Linked DNA regions of Mus musculus: region 2 is linked to region 1. A link is a contact called in ENCODE Hi-C or POLR2A ChIA-PET data. All regions are on one chromosome and are shown on one strand. The core of a region is the stretch at or near the end of the contact, and the rest is flanking DNA. Distances in the headings are between cores, read along the strand shown. Region 1 holds the start of Mef2a (myocyte enhancer factor 2A). Region 2 holds the start of Lrrc28 (leucine rich repeat containing 28).

Region 1 (5,620 bases), core at 2,709-5,208:
TGACTGGTATTTGCTAGAAAAGTGATTAATGTCTGATTTTCACCAATGTTAGAAAAGTGCTCTCTGCCACAGTCATCAGCAGCACGCTTGTGGTGCATATACAAACATGTATGCAAATATGTAAAATAAGAATAAACCAAGAATAACACCAAGTGTTAGTGTTCGTAAATTATCTACTACTATACAACATTATATAAACAATGGTATTCCATCCTAATGTTTTAAATTTAGATACTTGTGATTTTATCTTCAGTTACCATTAAGACACCCTACATTAAATTAAATGCAATATTTATCAATTAGGTTCAGTTAATACAAATATTGCTAAAATCTATAAAAATTAATATAAAAGTATCTATTAAATAATGCCAGTACAGATCTTATGCTGTAATGTAATACTTTCTAATTAACAAATGAGCTTACACTATTTAATTATAGTAAACTGGAAGAGGGTGCACTTATCACTGGTACACAGATAAATATAGATGAAGTCATTTAGCTTCACAGACCAGGAAAATGAAGACTGAAAAATTTATAGGTTACTTACTAATGAAAAGCTATTTTAAGTATATTTATTTCAGGTAGGTTGAACAAATACTTTTTTTCTGGTTTCAAATGCTAAAGACCACATGTTGAAAAGAGCTCTCACAACTAATACAAGACTTAATTCACTGAAGAATTAGAAAATTACTTATATTTAATCTAATTTAAAACAAAATTAAGGGAGACTGAGACTAGAAGCAAGTCACAATTGCAGATCAAAAACCTAAAGTAAACTAGTCCAGTGAACACTGTACAGATGATCTGAGTGTGAGCTGACATTGGCACTGGCATAGTTTATCCAAATCCACACATGAGCATTCTCCAGACCAAGTCCTTTGTGACACAGCGCATTCTCACGCTAGCTTACATACAAGACGGTTATGGGAAAGACCCATGGAAGCAGGAAGGAAGGAGCAGTCGGGGTAACATGCTCTCTTGTACATCAAGGCTCAGCAGTGAGCTATGAACTCATCTCATTTAAATTCTACTGCCATGGGACAGGTGGCACAACTCTTTTCCATTTTATCAATGTTATTTCATTAATTTTGTCAGTAGTAAGGTTAGCATCTAAAATCAAGACCTGACCAAAAAAAAAAAAAAAAAAAAAAAATCAAACAATCTTTCTTCAAGGTTTGCAAATCAGAATCCTTTCATATTATCTATCTTATAAAGTCATTCAATTTCCCTATTTACTCTTCTTTAACTACTTTAACTGGAAAAAAAAATCACATCTCGATTTATAAAGACCACATTTACAAACCTTTTTAATCCTGGGGAAAGGCACTAGTGATCATCTTCAATACACAAAGCAGTATTCTCACTGCCCCTTCAGTGTTAAAAAGCTTGGCACTAGACTTTGTAACATTCCTATGAACCTTGAGCTTATCTTTCTAGGGGGAGTATGTTATAAGACACAATGTTTGAAATTTAAATGCCTCAGAAAATCCATGATTTCATCACTAAGTGTTACAATGAAATCCTCTTCTTACCAGACTAAAAGATGCAAGAGGAAAACTGAGGGTTTCCCAAACAGACTGTCAAGCATGCTACTTCCCCAAAACAAATCTGACTGTATGTAGACCCTCCCAAATCAGAAGACAGTCTACTAAGACTTAACTACACTAGCAAACTTCACCTTCACTATAAAGCTGGAAAAAAAAAAAAAAAACAATCAGCATTTGAAACAACCCAACATTTAAAAAACTTTATTTCCAATTACATTTACCAAAACCAAAATAAAAACTAAAACAAAAAGCCCTTTGTTATTTACCTGTTGTGAAAACATAAAAACTATATAGAGAATTAAATTATTCTCAAGGCATAATTCAACATGCTGACATTACAATCATTTTTAAGCCTCAGAAAGCTATCCCTTTCTCTGATCACTAGCTCTTCAATTTAAAATCTTATAGGATGAGTTAAGTGCAATTTTACCTTCATGAAAGACTATGATCTTATGTGTAGCAACAGTATGAACTGAAGGAAATGGGTAAGTACAGTTGAATTTAGAGATCACCATTCTTCACAAACACTGTTTTAATACATGAATATCTCAGGAAACCTTCTTACAACAAGAATTATTAATATATAGTCTGTAAGCAAGCAAATAGCCTGTTTAAGCTTTTCAAAGTGTTTTCACGATTTTAACATTATCCTCTCAACTTTTGTAACAAGAATTAAAGTAAAAGTAATTCCAACTCAATTAATGGACAACAAATACTAATTGTATTGTCTTATACAACATACAGATATGTCTCAGTAAACATTCCATTTGTATAATATTACATTTACTATAATTTAAATCATCTTTAAGGGAACATGTCTCCCTAAAAGTTGCCGTTTACAAGACAAAATAGAGATCTCCAAAAATACACAAAAACAAAACTAAAGTGTATATACAAATGTCATAAAAGCATTGTTACTTCATCCTCATTTCCTAAATTCACAGGAAAAGAAATGTCATTTTAGTGTGTTTTAAAACACACACACACACACACACTACTTTGTTTACCTTTTCCTCAGACTGTCCAAGTACTGCCAAGGTAACATAGATTTTAAAACTGACAACTAGACTACTTAGCAGTTGCCAAAACAACGCAGCTGGATTCTTAAAGGGAAAGTACTCTTGTGTAATATACACCTAATTACTGCTTTACAGAACCTCACTGTCATACAGTAATGGATGTTTCAAGAAAGACATAAGAGAAACACGATGCGCTGCGCTACAAACTTGAAAACTGTTATACAATATTAGTTTTAAAATAGTTGTCAACACATCGCAGCAGGTCTTTCTAATTTCAATTTCTGGAATCCCAATTTCACAGTAAACATACAGGTTAGCGCGACGGTGTAGTCAGTCTACACTCCGTTGCCTTCTGGATCATGATGACAGGGGCTTCAGAGCTCAGGGACCTATTTAAGGTCCGAGTGAGCAAGAATTTGATAGTTACACTTTTCCAGGGGGAGGGGGGAAATGCTAATTCAGAAAACGCTCACCTTTCCCAAACTTGTCTGCAATATCACTGATCTTTAATCCTCAACCGCCCAAAAACAGATGACATCGAACCCAAAGGCAAAGTTTCCATCTCACCCTGAGACCTAAGGCGGGATCTACCCGATTGCAAGGAGCGGGTCCCTTCTGCAGCCCCGACTCCCAAGACCTTTTCCCCGCACCCGCAGGTGCTCGAACCCGGCCACCGCCCGGGCCAGGTCCAGACACACAACCTAACGCCGATATCCCCACGGGAGAGTTCGACCCCCTACCTCCCGCCCCAGTGAACCAACCTTCCCCCCGAAGCAGAAGTGGGGGAACTTTAAGTGCGACCACAGGGCCGGACGCCCCCCGCACTGGCGGTTTACGGAGCGGGGAGACCCCGAGATCCGCGACGCTGGAGGAATGGACCGAGTGGCTCCGCGGCCCCCTGGGAACTCCGTCAACTTTCAGGGAGGAGCGGGGCGGCGCGGCTGGGGGCCCCAGAGGTGGCGCGCACAGGGAGGCGGCTCGCGACAGTCCCCCCCGCGGGCCCCCGCCGCCGCGCCCGCAGCCCCCCGGGCTCGCCCCAGGGCACCCCGCCCCCACCGCACGGGGCCGCGCCCCTCCGCTCTCCCGAGGGCCCGGCCGCCCCACGCCCAGCCTCGCCCCGGCGCCCGGAGCCGCGCGGGCACCCCTCCTCGGCCTCGCAGCCCCTCCGTGGTAGTGCCCCCCACTCCCAGCGCGGCCCGACCCCCTTCCCAGCCGCCGCCACATCCCCGCCGCCCGCGGCCCCTCACCGAGTCTCCGCTACTGCCGGCGGGCGCGCACACGCCGCAGCCCCGGCCCGGCCCGCCACAGCACTCCGCGCCGCCCGGAGCCGCCTCCTTCAGCCCGGGACTCGCCGGGACATCCGCGCACGGATCCCCACACCGGGGCTATTTTTAGGAGTCAGGCCTCGGCCAGGCCGGAACTCGTTCTTCGCGGCGCGCGTGCGCACTGCGAGGACGTCTTGGTGTCCCTCCGCGGGCCTCGCCTCTCCCTTCCTCTCGGCTTCCTCTCTTTCTTCTCTCCCGGGCTCTCCTTTTAGGGTATATTTCTGCTCTCGGTGGGTCCTGAAGGGTTTGTCATGGACAAGACGAGGGACTAGTCAGAGAGAGCCGCGCCTTCTCAACAGCTAGCGCTGTGGCACAAGGACAAGAGGGGCGGACTATGTTTTTCCGGGTGGGTGAGGCGACAGATCACCCGGCACAGGAAGGAGATGACGGCTGCTTGGCGCCGGGGCTGCAGCCTGGAGCGCGCTTCCCTCTTTGAAGGACCGTGTTCTCCTGGAAGGGATACTGGTCACTTGATGAGGGCCTGGGCGTGGCGGGCCGGTGGCGTCGCGCCCCCGCCGCCTCCTGGTCCAGCCCGGGCCCACGGCTCCGGTGACGCGGCGCGTGACTAGTCCCCGCGCTTGGTCCGTGACCACAGCCGAGAGGCCCGACCCGGCGGGACGGCCCAGACGCCCTGTGCGGTGCTCGGGACCGAGGCCAGCTCCCCGCCCTCGTGTGCGCCGGGCCTGCCCAAACCTCGGCTCGCCACGCCCTCACTGTGGTCGGGGCCACACCTGTGTCCAGGCCTGGACAGCTGCTGGGTCACCCCCGCCGGGCCAGCAGTTGGATGCTGTCCCTGGCCACCCAATCCCAGCAGGGGCTTGGAAAGCAGAAACACCTTGAGAATGAGGCAACCTGCCTATTTGGGCTACTAATACTAGCTAGTATGGATTAGTGGTAAACTGTATCTCACTTAGTACTCACATCGCAGTGAAGTTCACCTCATTTTCTGTTCCCATTCGGCAGATAAGAAAGGAAAACTGAGAACCACTCTGACCACGCAGGGTCACACAGCGTCAGAGAAGGGCCATAAGGATCTGAATTCCTAACTACTCGACGAACTGATTTTTCTGAGGGGAAAAGATGTCTTTGAGACAGCACTTGTATTTTGTTAACTTACTGATTTTGTCCAGAGAAGGCTTATGGGGGTGACTCTCTGCTGGTCCTCACCCCCAAAAGTTGCTACCGCTGTAGAGGTAATAAGAATGTGATGGCTGGTATCCGAACCCAGAGCTGCCCATGCAATGGGCACAAACCCTCATTCGAAAATGAGAGGCTCAATTCTGTGGTTAGGGCTTTAAAACAAGTCTTTGGGGGTGGGTGAGCAGATGTGCGGAGGAACTGGGAAGTTACAAAGGAAGCTGGAGGCTCTCTGGCTTCCTCCCTCAAGGACAACAAGGCAATGTGCTGGAGAGAGGCTGACACAAAGGCAGTACAGAGATACGAGATTACCAGACACTGGAAAATAAGCCCAGGGCTTCTACTCAGGGCCTCGCTTCAGTGTTCAGGGGAGTTTGGTGGAGGGGGGTGGCAGGGAGCTGTTATCTTCCCCTCTAGCCTGTCAGGCCCTTTGAGAGGAAAAGGCCTGTGCCCAGGCTGCAGGGAGGATTTTAAAACACACTAATTCTGGTGTAAAGCAGCAAGGTATGAGGAAAGGCACGAGTGTTATCCCACCAGAAGCCGCAGCAGCTGTATTCAACTGTTCTACTCCAAGAGAATGGCTGTTCTGGTG
Region 2 (5,101 bases), core at 1,156-3,655, 270 kb after region 1:
TACTTGTTCCAGCTACTTCCTTCCTCACTTTATTGCCAGGCATCTTTACTTTATTTTATTTTGGTTTTTCGAGACAGGGTTTCTCTGTATAGCCCTGGCTGTCCTGGAACTCACTTTGTAGACCAGGCTGGCCTCGAACTCAGAAATCCGCCTGCCTCTGCCTCCTGAGTGCTGGGATTAAAGGTGTGCGCCACCACGCCCGGCTACCAGGGGTCTTTATATAAAGTGAAGGGAACTATAGCACTGGCTATACTGGTCCCATCAATGCTTTTGTATGGAGACAAAGCCAGAACAATTACTCCAGAAGGGTAATTAATGCACTGAGTACGGGGAGTGGTTTAGATGTCTTACAGCATCCCCAATGTCATACAACTATGCACTGAGTAAGCGGGAGTGGTTCTTTGATGTCTTACGGCATGGCCAATGTCATACCTTCCCAACAGCTGTCAGAGCTCATCACCAGGTTTTCCTGTCTCAGCAAATGTGGGGGAAGCACCCTTCTAGCCACACAGCAGCGCAGCTGGGAGTCAGAAAAGGATAACCTCCTGTCCATCACAGTTTCTTCAATCAAGGCCAGGGTCTCTCTTTCCAAATACATCTCAGTTCCAGCCATCTCTCTCCAGCTGCCCAACCCATAAGCCACCGCCATCTCCTGCCTTGGCTAGCTGTGCCCCTGGCCTCCACATGTCCACTTGCATCACTCCCTACGTATCAATCACAGCAATGGGCCTCTGAAAACACACTCATAATTGCACCTCTTCCTCTCAGGTACGTCTTACTAAACAAATCCTTTAGCAACTCCTTATTGAGAAAAGCAAAGCCTTACAAAGCTTCCTTGACCATCGGGCCCAACCTGCCTGTCCAGCTTCCTCTGTGGCATTCACCAAGTTCCTGACCTCTCTTAATCCCGGGAGCTACCAAACTTCTCCAAGAAGTTGCTGCTCTCCTCTTAGGCTGGAAATGCCTCTCTCGTCTTGCAGGTTTCAACATTAAACTCACCTCCCTATCCCAAACTATTTATTTCCTTGGCTCTCTCTCAGAGCAAGCCAGTTGTTCAGTTTTTACTATTTGTTTTATATTATATGTCTATAGATCTAGATAGATATGCACACCTGTTTACGGACAATTTAGATGAGAGTCTGTAAAACCCTAAATCCAGAGGAATGTTAGTTTCTTCATTTCTGCATGCCTGCATAATACAGTTTCTAAAATACTTTTAGCTTTCAAACAGCTAATAAGTGGATGAAATCAGAGTAACTGTTCCAAGGTTGATTTTTTTTAATCTACCCATTGAGATCACTCACAGACAATTTAAACTCGCTGTCATAAATATCTTATTCTTCACAGCCAAGCAGCACAGCAGACATTAATCCACTTTACAGATGAGGTACTTTGCTACAACCGAAATGCAGGTGGTCCTAACTCCAAAGTCTGGGCACCACCTTTCCTATAACGCAGCCTTTTACAATTATAAAATGTAGCCATTGTGTCATTCTTATAAAACAGCCAAAGATTACACACAAGAAAGTTTCCCTTTTGCAAACTAAAAAACCATATTCAAAATCTTCACTCCCTGTAGCCAGATGGCTCTCTCTGAATGTTCCACCTGGCACCGGTTACTTCAAAAGCATCATTAGGCTCTGCTGAAATGCATCTTCGTACAAACTCGGAAATTACGTGTATGCAAATGAAATCCAAAAGCTTCCAAAGATGAACGTACTCTTGGCTTCCCAATATGCACTCACTGGCAATACAGCCTTTTTAAGTTCTCCTGGCCCTTTCAAAACGTCACCCCCTGCCCACGGTTACTGTAAATAATGTAACGGGTATTGACTAGATACATTTGCTCCTTCAGTTTTCTGAAAGTCCAACACCAGTCTTCTCAGGAGAAACACAATAATCTCTCAAGTATATCCCCATTTTAAGTACAGGTATTTTAAAGAGTAGCCCATAACTGACTTCCCAGTACTTAATTTGACGGAATACACAAGCCGGCTCTCTAACACTGGAGATCAGAGACAAACTGCATACTACAAACATCTGTAAAAGGCTGTTTTCTCCAGGAGAAAAACTACCAGACGTCTTGGTTTTGCCCGAGTTAGTTCGAGTCTAAAGGTCGTAAGAATTCGGAAGCAGGGAGCCCAGGGGCAGGGACTCAGATGATGATACCGGGATACTCTGGTACCAGGGGCCATGGAGGACACGGCAGCGGTGGGGATCCAAGGCCGGACAACCCACTGTTCCTCTCCCAGAGGCCCAGGCGCTTCTGTGGCGACGGGGATGAAGCGTCCCCACGGGGAGTCGAGCCAGCGGCTTCGACCTGTGAGCCTGGAGACCGGACACTCACCTCGGCGCCCGCTGACCGGCACTCAGCGGCTCAGGCTGCGCTGGTAGGCAGTCTAAAAACACAGGGAGGGCGGGGCTACGGGGCGGAGCCTGCGGAGAGGCGGGCCTGGCTAACTGGAGTAGGGTTCGGGGAAGAAGGGGGCCAGGGCAACGAAACCTCGCGATAGTTCGCCTCAGTTCTCGCTGTCCTACAATAGGCGGGATGAGAGAGTCATTTTCAGAACCAGACGCTTATTGGCTGAGAGCGCGACTTCCTCTAGCGTCCTGGCTTCCGGCTCCGGCTTGGAGCTGGGTGTTCAGAAAGTGGGTGTACTGCGTTAGCGTTTAGGTGGGTTGTTTAGATGGCGCCAGCCTCAGCGTCTCCAGTCAGTTCTTTTAGTCACACATTCATTCCGCTGCCAACAGTCAAACTCGACGTCGAGCGATTAAATCCCTGGCATCGCCCTGTGTAGCCTTGCATCTGTTCGATCAGCCATTCCGGCTACTGTTCCACCGCCAGTCTGACTTAAACAGAAGCCGTCGGGCTTAGGTAACGCAAGTCAATGGAGTCAACAAGCAGAACTTAAGCACCGGATTTAATGTCTCCGAACGCTCACTGATCGCTGCCGAAGGTGGTGTCTACCTTTAGACAAGCGTGGCGCAGGCATGGTGCTGCACGCCTGAATCCCAGTGATCTGAAAGTGGAGACAGGAGTAAAGGCCAGCCTCAGCTACGTGAAGGCACTGCCTCGTAAATAAAAATTTAAAAAGAAACAGGCCCTAGTGTGAGAAATAACTGAGGACAATCACAATTTGGTGAAATAACCTGGCAGTTCCTGTATGGCTAAGTAGACGGTCGATGAATACCTTAAGACTAAAAACCCGATTGTTCTGATGCAGCAAGCCTCTGCTACTCTAAGGCTGAGGCTGTAGGTGAAACCAATCACAAGTATTTCAAAAAGAAAGGGTGCAGGTGCGTAGCTCAGTAGAGGCACTCAGGTCAAGCCCCAGTACCAGGGAAGAAAAGTGAACATTTTTTTAAATGCAGTGCACAGAGATGCAACAACTTTCGATCTTTAAAATTTCCTCTAAGACTTAACTCTATTGTTTGACGAAACCCATTATGTACATGAGGTGTCTCAAATCCATCCCCCGCCCCCCATTAGGACTTACCCTTTGGGGGTTGGAGAGATGGCCCAGGGGTTAAGAGCACTGACTCCTCTTTCAGAGGTCCTCAGTTCAATTTCCAGCAACCACATGGTGTCTCGCAACCATCTAATTAATCTGATGGACTCGGATGCCTTCTTCTGGGTTGTCTGAAGAGAGAGACAGTGTATGCACATACATAAAATAAATACATCTTTTTAAAAACAAACAGAAAACCTTATTCTTTGTCCTTTAAAAAAAATTGATGAGCTTTTGATCAGTCCTGGCTCGACAAAACAAAAACAAAAGGATGTTTGTTAATTTGCATAGGGGCTTCTTGTTAGGCATCCTTATTTTAACTATCCAGCCATCTATCTAATTATCTGTAAGTAAAAATAATATGACACTACAGGTAACTAAAGAATGCTGAGCTCAGGAGAAATAGTATTCCCCCAGGAAAAGCACATCAACTGATTAACCAATACCAAATGGCCAGCCCTGAAAACTCTCTCTCTCTCAACTAACAACAACAATTAAAGAAAAAAGAGGCCATGAATATGAAAGAGAGCAAAGGAGGGCTACATGGGAGGCTTGGTCAGAAGGGAAGAAAAGGGAAGCGATGTAATTATGATTTCAATATACATGTATATATAATACTAATAATTGGAGTTCACAAGAAAAGGAATAATAGAAAACATTTCTGGAGTCAGCTTCTTAGTTTTTGTCTTAATTTTGCACATTGAGGTCCAAATTTTGCTCATGAAAAGTGAATCATGTTAAAATAGCTTTTACTCCCTCTCCAAATTGATGTTAAAATTCCTATATTGATAGTATGACCACTGTTAGAAATTTAGTTGTTTTGCGGAAGATCAATTTACATATTTAAAAAATAAGACTCTAAATGGATTTTTTAAAATATTTATTTATTTATTTATTTATTTATTTATTTATTTTACAATCTCTGGCAACTTTTAACTTCAACAAGTCAGCGATACCACTTTAAGAAAATTCCAAGGAAAAGGCTGCCCCTGATCTAAAATTCCCACCTCTGGCTTCCAGGGATTGGATTACAAAGTTTGACAAACTTCTCTTCTCCACTCCCTATTGGTGAAGAAGCTATCATTCTTTCTTTGGCCTGGAGTTTTGTTAAGTACCGGGTTGCTTTATGGAAAAATGCTGGGTTTTTTTTAGGACGAAACTGCTCTGTTTAGACTTGTCTGTGGTTATCAGGCTGTAGAATCCTTAACTTGATACAGAGGGAGCCAAATTGGCAACTCAGATTTTCAAGAGAACTGTGAAAAGGAAAAGGACTCTCTCTCCATGGGACCGCTAAACTCACAAAGGATTTTACGACAAAGTTGCAGATACTGAGCCTTAAGGAAACTTTCCAGGTGTTTTGTTTTGCTAGTTTTAAAGGAACGTCCAAAGAAAACCAGAGGAAACACCTGGTGCTGAGCGTGGCTGGAGGGAGAGGCATCAGAGCTCTTTTGTCTTTAGAATGAAGGTGGAAATGCAATTCCCAGGTTATCAGTGGAATTTTGTAAGGTAAGTAAAATTAATTGTGGATCATATTTTGCGTCAAAAAAAGTTGTGCTTTGCCGTTATTTGTTGCTTTAATGTGGATTTAGACA

The links. A loop is a pair of places that touch in the nucleus more often than their neighbours do. ChIA-PET counts read pairs that join two places held with the same protein, here RNA polymerase II (POLR2A).
Region 2: a loop to region 1 is called in a map of mature B cell, with 2.4 times the contacts of the local background. The contact joins the promoter of Lrrc28 here to the promoter of Mef2a in region 1. A Hi-C loop is called at or near these places in 8 of 37 maps with a recorded cell type or tissue (T-helper 1 cell, T-helper 17 cell, T-helper 2 cell and 4 more). POLR2A ChIA-PET finds 5 or more read pairs at or near these places in 1 of 5 experiments (Patski).

What each region holds. Positions count from the first base shown.
Region 1 is chr7:67,368,900-67,374,519 of GRCm38, forward strand. Mef2a (myocyte enhancer factor 2A) reads right to left here and starts at 3,959. Exons shown (of 11, transcript NM_001291195.1): 1 at 3,814-3,959.
Region 2 is chr7:67,642,831-67,647,931 of GRCm38, forward strand. Lrrc28 (leucine rich repeat containing 28) reads right to left here and starts at 2,406. Exons shown (of 10, transcript NM_175124.5): 1 at 2,348-2,406. Ttc23 (tetratricopeptide repeat domain 23) reads left to right here and starts at 4,580. Exons shown (of 11, transcript NM_001168475.1): 1 at 4,580-5,015.